Linked DNA regions of Homo sapiens: region 2 is linked to region 1. A link is a loop called in an ENCODE intact Hi-C map of the cell type or tissue named here. Cell type or tissue: HepG2. All regions are shown on one strand. Links, peaks and the distances in the headings refer to the core of each region. The heading gives the core; the rest is flanking DNA. Region 1 has its middle 41 kb from the start of ADAT2. Region 2 overlaps AIG1 (androgen induced 1).

Evidence for each region. A loop is a pair of places that touch in the nucleus more often than their neighbours do. Peaks named below come from ENCODE experiments on the same cell type or tissue, not always from the same donor. Only the 100,000 strongest peaks of a DNase experiment are listed, where the experiment ranks them.
Region 2: it touches region 1 in a loop (4-fold over the local background); 26 of 110 quality-filtered maps call a loop at or near these places.

What each region holds. Positions count from the first base shown.
Region 1 is chr6:143,407,069-143,412,456 of GRCh38, reverse strand. No RefSeq gene overlaps it. Among named protein-coding and RNA genes, the nearest start is that of ADAT2, 41 kb to the left of the region's middle. In HepG2, for the core only: a CTCF peak has its summit at 2,838; DNase peaks (open chromatin) are centred at 1,416 and 2,916.
Region 2 is chr6:143,221,655-143,227,042 of GRCh38, reverse strand. All of the region lies in intron 3 of AIG1 (androgen induced 1), which reads right to left. Among named protein-coding and RNA genes, the nearest start is that of AIG1, 160 kb to the right of the region's middle. In HepG2, for the core only: no CTCF peak of the experiment used is centred there; a DNase peak (open chromatin) is centred at 2,952.

The DNA.
Region 1 (5,388 bases), core at 231-5,230:
GTGGTGTTAAATGAGGAGAAAAGGCTTGTAGTTAAGATAGAGTCAGATGTCCCCACCAGAGTCAGAAGTGGCAAAATGGAGAAGAAGATGATTATTCCTTGGAATTGTGTCAATAGGAAAGTAAGGATAATGCTAAGTTTAAAGGGACAGATAATTCTGGCAGAGAAACAGCAAGTATAGAGATAACTAAATAGCAAATATTTGGGAAAAGCTTAAAGGAGACATATGTACTTTTGAAAGAAAATCCAAAATAAAGGATATGCTGGAAGAACCTTCTAGACATGAGATTGAGAACCCAAGTGAGGGGGTGAATCTTGAGGAAGGATAGAGTCCCTGCTTGTTCAGAGGCTGGAGCATAGGGTGGATGAATGTTGAGATATCAGTACAATGATTTGGATGACACTTATTCTAGATATACCAGATCTTACCAATATAAGGTAGAAGTCACTGCCAAGGGAAGGAGTACAGTGTTGGATGAGGACTCAGAGGTGAAGGTGCTTTGGGATCTCTACTGTGGTCAGAGTACATAGGGATCAACAGGGAGTCAGTAAAAGATGACAAAACAGGCCAGGCGTGGTGGCTCACACCTGTAATCTCAGCACTTAGGGAGGTCAAGGCGGCCAGATGACTTGAGGTCAGGGGTTCAAGACAAGCCTGGCCAACATGCCTGGCCAATTTTTAGGAGAGATAAAACCCTGTCTCTACTAAAAATGCAAAAATTAGCTGGGCATGGTTGCACGCACTTGGGAGGCTGAAACACAAGAATCGCTTGAACCCAGGAGGCAGAGGTTGCAGTGAGCTGAGATCTGCCACTGCACTCCAGCCTGGGCAACAGAGTGAAACTCCATTTCAAAAAAAAAAAAAAAAAGATGGCAAAACAACATCTCTGTCTAAGTTAAAATTAGCATGAATTTCAGTTGCTTTTCCAAATGACTGGATGGAAACACTTTTTGGTTAATATTCAAAAGCTAGGGTTTCCAAAACTTTGGAGCAGATTATAAAGATAAGATAATTTATTCAGGAATTTAGCCTTTGTTCCTAGACTTAAAGGATTATTGGAAATATTTGGAAGACAGCAGGGTGGCATATTTTATTTGTGATATTTTGTGTCCCTTATATAAATGGAGACGTTGCCACAGAAGTGTCTTGATTTTATATCCTTTTCATAAAATAAATGCATTACTAGAAACACCAGACATTGCAGTGTTTTACTGAAATAGGATCCTGTTTAGCTATACTCACCCTTTTTCTATGCTTGCCCATTATTTTTCCTGGAGTTACCTCAAAAAATGGATTAAAGGAAAAAGCATGAACCTACAAGCAATCCTTAACCTCAAATATTTGATCTATGTCATCACATTTAAGTAGTTCAGAATCTGTTTGGAAAAGATAAATGCGAGACTTTGGCTTCTCTTTGCCCCTTTGAAAGAGTCAACATTGTTAAGGCTTATTATTAAGCCAGATTTTTCCCATGCCTAAGTCACCCAGCAGTGGCCCTTTCTCAGTCTGCCTAAGGCAATACACAAACAATTGTTTTGTTTTATGTCATAGTTCTGTTTCTGCAAACATTAAAAGGAAACCAAATGCTACTTGCTCCAAAAGAGGCCATGAATCACGTTTTAATAAAAATAATCACTCACTATTTATCTATTTTGTAAGTTTAAAATTTCATGTCCTGGATTTACTTACAATGAGCTATATCAAACCTTTAGAAACATAACCTATGGGGTATCTGCCTGTCGTTAAATAGGGCCTTCAATGCATAGTATATAGTTTGTTCAAGGAGAAGTGAACTAGTCATTGATGTGGCTCATTACAACAATCACAATAACAACTATTCATTAGTCTGTTTTCACACTGCTATAATGAAACACCGGAGACTGGATAATTTATAAACAAAGGAGGTTTAATTGACTCATGGTTCTGCATGGCTGGGGAGGCCTCAGGAAACTTACAATCATGGTGGAAGGGGAAGCAGGCACCCTCTTCACAAGGTAGCAGGAGAGAGTGAGTGCTTGTGAAGGACGAACTATCAAACAGTTATAAAACCATCAGATCTCATGAGAAGTCATGCACTATCATGAGAACAGCATGGGGAAACCACCCCCATGATTCAGTCATCTCCCACCAGGTCCCTCCCTCAACACGTGGGGATTATGGGGATTTCAATTCAAGATGAGATTTGGGTGGGGACACAGCCAAACCATATCAAACTATTATGAATTCTGCTGGTTGAGTTTGTAGTAAGTTCTTTACAAATATCATCCATTGAATATAAATAATCATAATATAAATATAGAGATAATTGCAATAAATAACGTAAAGTAGATATTATTATGATGACCCATTTTTCAGGTGAGGAAACTGAGGCTTAGGGAAATTAGGTAACTAGCCTGGCATCACACAATTAGTTAAGTTACAAGGTCAGAGTCGAATCCACATCTGGATGGTTCCAAAGCCCGCAGATTCACCATGCATTGCTATTTTTTTTTTTTTTTTTTGAGACGGAGTCTCACTCTATTGCCCAGGCTGGAGCACAGTGGCTCGGTCTAGGCTCACTGCAAGCTCCGCCTCCCTGGTTCACGCCATTCCCCTGCCTCAGCCTCTGGGGTAGGTGGGACTACAGGCGCCACCATGTCCGGCTAATTAATTTTTTGTATTTTTAGTAGAGACGGGGTTTCACCGTGTTAGCCAGGATGGTCTCAATCTCCTGACCTCGTGATCCGCACGCCTCGGCCTCCCAAAGTGCTGGGATTACAGGCGTGAGCCACTGCACCCGGCCCTGATGTGCTGCCGTTTTATCTCTTCACTCCTACCACACGGTGGCCAGCAGTGTGCGGGAAAAAATTTAGTGCTGCTTTGTCCCAGCTGCTTGTTCAGACCACATGGTGCCTTAGTGAGCTCACAGCTCTGGCCTTGGCCTGGTGACCACCTCGATGTGACCCTCCTAAAGTAAACACTGCACACCTCAGGTCTCATGCTGCCCTGCTGATGAGTGGGCTCCTAATATGCTGAGTCATTCTCAATGCCCTTCTGCCAGTCTTGACTGCTTGCACTCCAGAGGGTTGCTTTTGGCTTGCTGGCCCTGGCTGCAATTTCTTCCTGCCAGCTTTGGCATGCCTACCAAAGGGTGTATTTCTTACTTGCCTGATGGCTGTGGTACAGCTCTGGGCCCAGAAAACCCATTAATTTTTAGTATTTATTGAGTATCTCCATCACCTCCCATGAGATCTCAGTCGCATCCTTGGAGAGGGGCCACTTCCAAATTTGTTTATTCTTTTTGTACTCTCAGCTCTAGAATATTCTTTAGGGCTGTCTTTACACCTTCATAGTTATTTCCCTGTTCATAATGAACTTCTCTATTCAAATTACTGCATGACTTGTGCCTCCTGGCTTGGATTCTTGACTGATACAAATTCCATTTTGGATTTCTTTCATCATCCCTGTTGATTTTGTCTATCTATATATCTTGAGCACATAAATCACTACTATGGTTGCCAAAAGTCAGAATTTTATAAGAAGGGTTACTCAGAAAAGAGTCACTCCTCTGCCCCCCACTATCCATTCTATCCTGCTCTCATTTTCCCATCCTTTCCAACCCAATTCTACCTATTTCTTGTATGTGACTAGGAGTCATTCCCTTCTCCTTGTATGTGACTAGGAGTCATTCCCTTCTCCTTATGTGTAACTAGTCATTAGTTTCTGGTTTATTTTTTCTCTATTTATTTTTGCACTATTGAGCAGATATGTGTATAATTTCTTATTTCCTTTTTTTCTTACACAAAAGATAGGCTTTTCTATTTTTTCACATTTTGCTTCTTTCAATTAACAGTATACCCTAGTAAGCACAGCATATCAGTTCATAGGCATCCCTTATCACTCATTTTTTATGGCTGCATAGTACTCCACTGAGTGTACTATAGTTTATTCACCTACTCTCTTAAGTATTCAAGCTCTTTCCAACCAATATCATAATAAATAACCTGTGTATATGTATTTTTGTACTTTTAGAGATGTATATTTAGGGTGGATTCCTAGAAGTAGGACTGCTTAGTTGAAAAGTAAGTGGATGAATCATTTTGTTAGTCATCACCAAATCCCCCTCTAAAAGGGTTGTGCCAATCTGTATTCCCACCAGCAATGCATGAGAGTACCTGTTTCCCTCTATTCTTGCCAACAGAATGTGTTGTCATACTTTTAAATTTTTCCTTATCTGATAGGTGAGAAATGCAATAGTTTTAACTTGCATGTCTTTAATTATGGGTTGTTTGAATATCTTCTCATAAGTTCAAATGCCATATATATGCTTTTAAATGAGTTGTCTGTTCATGTCTTTTTTTCTATTTTTCAGGTAGCTTTAATCATTTCCCTCGCTAAGAATTATTTGAATATTGAGGATATTAACCCCTTATCCATGTTATAAATTATACATATTTTTCCCTTTTGACTTTGTTTATGGTTCTCCTGCAATAAAAATGTTTTAATTATTTTATGTAGACACATTTATCAATATTTAATTTTTCTGGATTTTAAGTCCCTATATCAAGGTTAAAGAAAAATTCACCCATATTTGCTTCTTGTATTTGTACAGTTTAAATGTTTACATTTAGATCCCTGATCCATTTGGAGTTTATTCTTGTATATGGTATGCAGTACAGATTTTATCTTTTTCCAATGGCTACCGCATTGGAAATTTTCCCCACCTCTGCCCTAGCAATACCTGTTTAGGATACACCTACATTTCCATGTCTTGGGTCTCCTTGGGGACTTTTTATTCTATCCCACTGGCCTATTTTTCTATTCCTGTGGTCAGGCCCAGACTGTGTTAATAGAGGCTTTCTAGTATGTTTCAGTGTCTACCAGAGCATTTCTCTTCACAGTTGTTATTTTAATTGCTTTCCTGGCTATTCTTGCATGTTTACCTTTCCATATTCATGTTAATAACAACTCGTCCTTGATAGTTAATTTTATGTGATACCAAATTGAGGAAGCAATTCAGGGACCCAGAGATACATTCCCATTAACAATTAATAATTCAGCCAATGGGAGGTCATGCAGAGACCTGGGCCCCAGAAGAAGATTGAGGACAAAGCACCAGTAGCGCAGATTGGGGTGAAGAAAATTATAGAGGTAGGAGGCAAACCCCAGGTAAGTACCGTAACTGGAGTCACAGTTGGCTAGAACATCAAGATAAGAAGGTGAGAAGTGGTGGCCGTGCCCTGAAGAGAGGAAGGAACCATAGCCTTACACCATGGTGGGAAAGGGCCAGTAAAGATGATGTAGGAGCCCATTTGTACTAAGTCCTCAGGTGAAGTGAATTTACTTATTCATTAAGAAGAAAATATTCCCAGCCCTCTTTTCAAATAGTCAACAATATAGCTTTCAAGA
Region 2 (5,388 bases), core at 175-5,174, 190 kb after region 1:
TAAACTATACTAAACACTAACGATAGCTGATGAACTAAAAAAAAAAAAAAAAAAAAAGACAAAAACTCAATGTTTTAAGAAAGTTTATAAATTTGTGTTGGGTAGCATTCAAAGCTGTCCTGGGCTGCATGTCGGCTGCGGGCCACAGGTTGGACAAGCTTGCTTTAGGGCACTAGGTTCTTCATAAAAATAAGATCCTTGGTGGCCTGCCTTGACATCCCAGAGTTCCCTGAGAGAGGATGGGAATTAGCTACCCCTTGCTAACTCCATTCATTTTTAATGGCCACCTAAGTAGATTCTACACAATTTTCACAAAATTATGCTAATTCTGAGGCCTACCTATTTTAAATTCAATAAAAATTAACTGTCTATATTTTCACTTCCAAAAACACACACTGAGATGAAAGTCTGGTAAAAATATTTGCAGCAGCTAACAGAATTATTTGGGGAATTATGTAATGCAAAGAAAAAGATCTCTTGAATTAAAAAGTTAAGAAGAGGACGGGTGTGGTGGCTCAGGTCTGTAATCCCAGCACTTTGGGAGGCCAAGGCGGGTGGATCACGAGGTCAAGAGATCAAGACCATCCTGGCCAACACGGTGAAACCCCATCTCTACTAAAAAAAAAAATACAAAAATTAGCTGGGCACGGTGGGGCACGCCTGTAGTCGCAGCTACTTGGAGGCTGACGCAGGACAATTGCTTGAACCCTGGAGGCAGAAGTTGCAGTGAGCCGAGATCATCCCACTGCACTCCAGCCTGGTGACAGAGTGAGACTCCATCTCAAAAAAAAAAAAATATATATATATAGTTAAGAAGAATGGAATGTGTAACTGCCATTTTAAGGCAAGCCTGAACAGATGTGACTCTTGTCATTATACCTGAGCACTTTTGTAAGACAAACAAGTGGATAAATGTTGAAACAGAAGTCAGAGAACAATGATGACTGGTTTTCTCTATCATCATTACACAAGATTCACCGGCAATTACAAATGATCTCTTTGCAAATGAGCAGCTTTCTCTTAAAGAGATCTGGAGCAATTTTTTTTGTTTTTTAAATTTGCTAAAACCTATTCCCTTAGTCACAGATGTGCTATTTAAAAAAAGTATATGTGTTATTGACTATAAAACAATTATAAAAACAAATATGCCAAAAGAGAGAGTAGAGCCATCTTACATTAAAATATATACAAATTCGCCTCTAAAATTGAAACAGAAACAAGGGAAAAGCAAGACAAAGTTGCCCCATACAGTTTGGAGTTTGGGGACAGGCAGTCAATGAGACAAACTGTGTTTTCCAATACCTGAGTTGTAAGCAGGTTCTGACTTTTACTTTATGATATGTAAAATTCGCTTCTTGGAGCTACAGGGTTTTTTTTCTAATTATTAAATAAGCTGCCTCTTTTAGGCAAATAAAGCTAATAACATCAACATGAAGATGCAGGAAAAAGTCATTTGTAGTTTTAGAATCTTTACTGTCAATAATAGTAAAGACTTCAATCTCCTAGTTCTTAAACGAAGCAAAATAAATAAGAATACCTGCCTTATGTTTTACGAAGTTTTGCTTACTTAAAGATAAAGCAATGGCAGTATTTAATTATTGAAGGCAAAAATGACTTTCAGTCAGTCATTTATTCATTGTTCAACAAGCATTTTCTGAATTCCTCTCATGTGTGAATTATCTGAGGCAAAGAGGCTTGAACTGCCTCCCATTCCCCTTCCTTGTGGGATGTCTAAGACATGAACCTGATCAACTACAATATAAAAAAGAGAGGGATATGAATAAAACATTGTTAAGATAATTTAGGGTGGGGGAGAGCTTCTCACTGGGCAGACAAGGGAAGCCTTTCTGGAAGAGGCCACACTTCAGCAGAAAGGACAGTGGATTTGAACAGGCAGAGACAGGAGGGAAGACTCCAGCAGTCAGGGAAGGCAAGGCTGTTGGGAAATGGTAGAGTTTGCCAAGAACCTGGTATAGACAAAGGACAGTGCTTGGAATTAAGTCGGAGGAAAGCTACTGGACTCCAAGCAGGAAGACTTTTAAATACCATGCTGTAGAGTTTTAACTTTATTAAGCGGGCAATGGGCACTCATTAAGGGGTCTTGAGGCAGAGAATGGTTTAAGAGATGTGGTTTCAGAAGATTAATCTGGCAAACGTACATGGAATCTATTAGACGGGAAAAATGGAAGGCAAGGAACCTGGTTGGGAGAACATTACAATGGTCTTAATGTCAGGGACTGAGGACAGCTGTAGGGGTAGGAGGGATGGAAACCACAGGCAGATTCAGAAAATACTGAAGACAAACATTGTTATAACAGGAAGGAAGGGAAAGGGAACATGTATTTATTGAGGACCTACTACATTACTCATAGCACTAAACACGTAGAATGAACACACATCCTGTTTTGCTTGGTGCAGCTTAAGATTTTGTCTTTTTTGGAGGGTCATGGAATAATTATTAACAATAGCCACATTCACTGTCAATATGCTCTGGTTTGGATAATACATTACACAACCAAATTTTAATATACTTTTCTTCTCTTATTTCTCCAAACAATTCTCTGTTTACAAATGAAGAAGCTGAAGATCTGAGAAGTGAGTTGCCTAATGGCACTTGACCAAGAGGTGGCCAACCTGGATTTGAATCCAGACCCACATAGTTCCAAACCCCAGAACCTCCTACTATTCCTGGTTTCCTGCCCTCAACTTAATGGCAGGTCATGGGTGGGAAATGCCCATTAAAGGAAATAGGGATGTTGGGAAGAGGAAAGGGAGGGTAAAAGATGAGGAGTTCCGGTTTGGATGTGTGGTCTTAAGGCGCTGGAAAGACATTGAAGCAGTTGGTGACATTGGCTACAACTCAGGAGCGAAATCACCCTCTAGTTACAGATTTGTGTGCCTTCCAAATCAACAGATGCAGGAGTTGAAACCCTGGGACCGGATGACATCACCAAGCACGAGACTGCAGGACAAAGGTCACAGCTCAGATTCCTGCAGTGGCCAGGCACGTAACACAGAAGAGGCAGGGCAGGCAGGAGACGTTCGGGAGGAGGAGGAGGTCTTATGAGGGCTATCATAATTTCCCCTAAAAATTATTTGCAATTTTAAAATCAACACTACAGCCCTTATGATGGTAGTCTATTTCTTAATTAAAGCTGGTGACTAGACTGATTTCCAGTAATTTAATTTAAAATAAATCACAATTTATTTATAAAAAATAGTTATTCTGTTAAAAAGAAGGCTCATTGATAGAACAGAACATTATAAATTGTAGTTATTCAATTTTTGTCCACCTTTTCATCATAGAGGAACTTCAAGTGAGAGTCTGTTTAAAAAAATGCAATTAAATTTTTATCAAAATTACTAGCTACATTCAAGTACATTAAACCAAATTGCAGTGCATTTTCACTGTCTTAAAAACAGACAAATATAATTCAGACCCTGTTGCCGTAAGCATGAAGTGGGGCTGGGGAGGGAGATGGGAAGAGAGGGACAAAGACTTAGAGGGGACAGCATTTCAAAAAGCAACACCTCCAAATTTCAAATTATTTACATTTGAAAAAAAATTAATTCATTAACAAAAACTTGAGTTACTAGTCTTGTCCTTTTTTCAAACTTCCAATTGCAAGGTAATAAACACCTGTAGCCTTCACAGGCCTAAACCAATGGTTTGCAAACTTTCCTCAGTACCAGGAAACAAGGAAACAAACTTTCCTTGTTTACCTGGAGGACTCGTTACAGCACAGATTGGGAGGCCACATTTTGGAACGTTCTGATTTTGTAGGTCTGGGATGGATTGTGAGAATCTGCATCTCTAACCAGTTGCCAGTAGATGCTGATGCTGCTGGCACAGGGACTACACTTTGAGAATCACTGCTCAGCACACCAGTGGGTCTGCTAGACAGAGGCTGGCTGGCTTCTGCCTTTTTCAGAATTACTGTGGAGCACAAACATCCACCAAGGCTGTTTCTCATGGCACTCTGGAAAATGATTCAATGATACTGCTTCGAACAGAGGTCCAGCTTTTTGCCTCATTGTCTGTGTTCTGAATCCAACCTAGTTTAATATTTTGGAAAATGTTACCCTTTTCTGTACTGAGCAAAGTAAATATTTTGTCAGTTGTTAAGGATGAGCTGCAGAGTAAGACTTAAAGATGTATCCAAATTCAGCAGGAAGGCTTGGAGCTGCTTTGGAACTTTTTCCAGATTGTGATTTGTAATGTATTTCAGAAGCCAGCCGAAATACCAACCACTTGATCTATTAAGAAAAGGCTGAATGAACCTTTTCACAGGAGAATATATTTTTCCACACCAACTCTCTTTACACTTGGCAAAAAAAAAGAGAAAGGGGAGACAAAATGCTTTTCTGTCAATAGGATTTCATATGAGTATTGTCCTTCTATAAAGAAATTGGTAGCAGAGAGTTTTTAAACTGCCAGAAATTTTTAGCAATCCTCTAGTTTGTCAACTGCGAAAACTAAGGCCCAGGGAAGGTCAATGTCATTTGCTAGAAAACCAGACAGTGGCAGAGCTGAAATGAAATTCACAGGCTCTGGACTCTGGGGCCAGCACTTTTCTTATCACGCCACACTACTTCCCTTGCAATAAGAATCAGAACGAATTGACATAAAACAACAACAACAACAAAAAAAAAACCAGATACTACCAATGGTGCATTTCACACTGCCGTTCCCGATAATTCCTAACCCCATTAGTTACTGATGGCTTCACCTACTAGTGAGTGCTATGGGGGAACAGACAGAAGGGAGTCCTGGAGGGTCCTTTCCTGATGTTCCTTACTAACCAAGCATTTCCTGAAGAATCTTCCACTATGGTGCTTTGGGGTCTCTTTAACGTACTACGTGAGCTGAGACTACAGAAACATAATCCTCATTATGGTGAAATTCACATTCTGTCAAGGAAGGTTCACATGAGGTAAGGGATCTCAGAGATCACCAGGTTCATATATCTCATGTATAAATGAGGAATCAAAGCTCTCAGGAGTCGAGGAACTGCTGGGGTGTTCGCAGCCTATTAAAGTGCAGAGCTAAAGCCTGACCCCAGATCTCTTGCCCTGCAGCATGTTGCTATTTCTACCTTATCATCCTGTCGACTGTAGTACAGTGTGTTGATTTAAGCCAGAAAACTGCATGCTCCACTGTGAATCTAGATCCAAAAATACTGATCTGTTCAGCATCAAGAAAGAAATACAGTAATCACAACAGCTAGGATTTCTTGAGTGTTAAGTCTCTCCGAGGCACTGCTGTAAGCACGTTACATGAATTATTGCATTGAATCAGTCATATCACTGAGGAAGATAGAATATCATAAAGTAGGAAATTGAAATTAAGGATGAAATGAAGAAAATGCATGAAATGTATTACAAGAA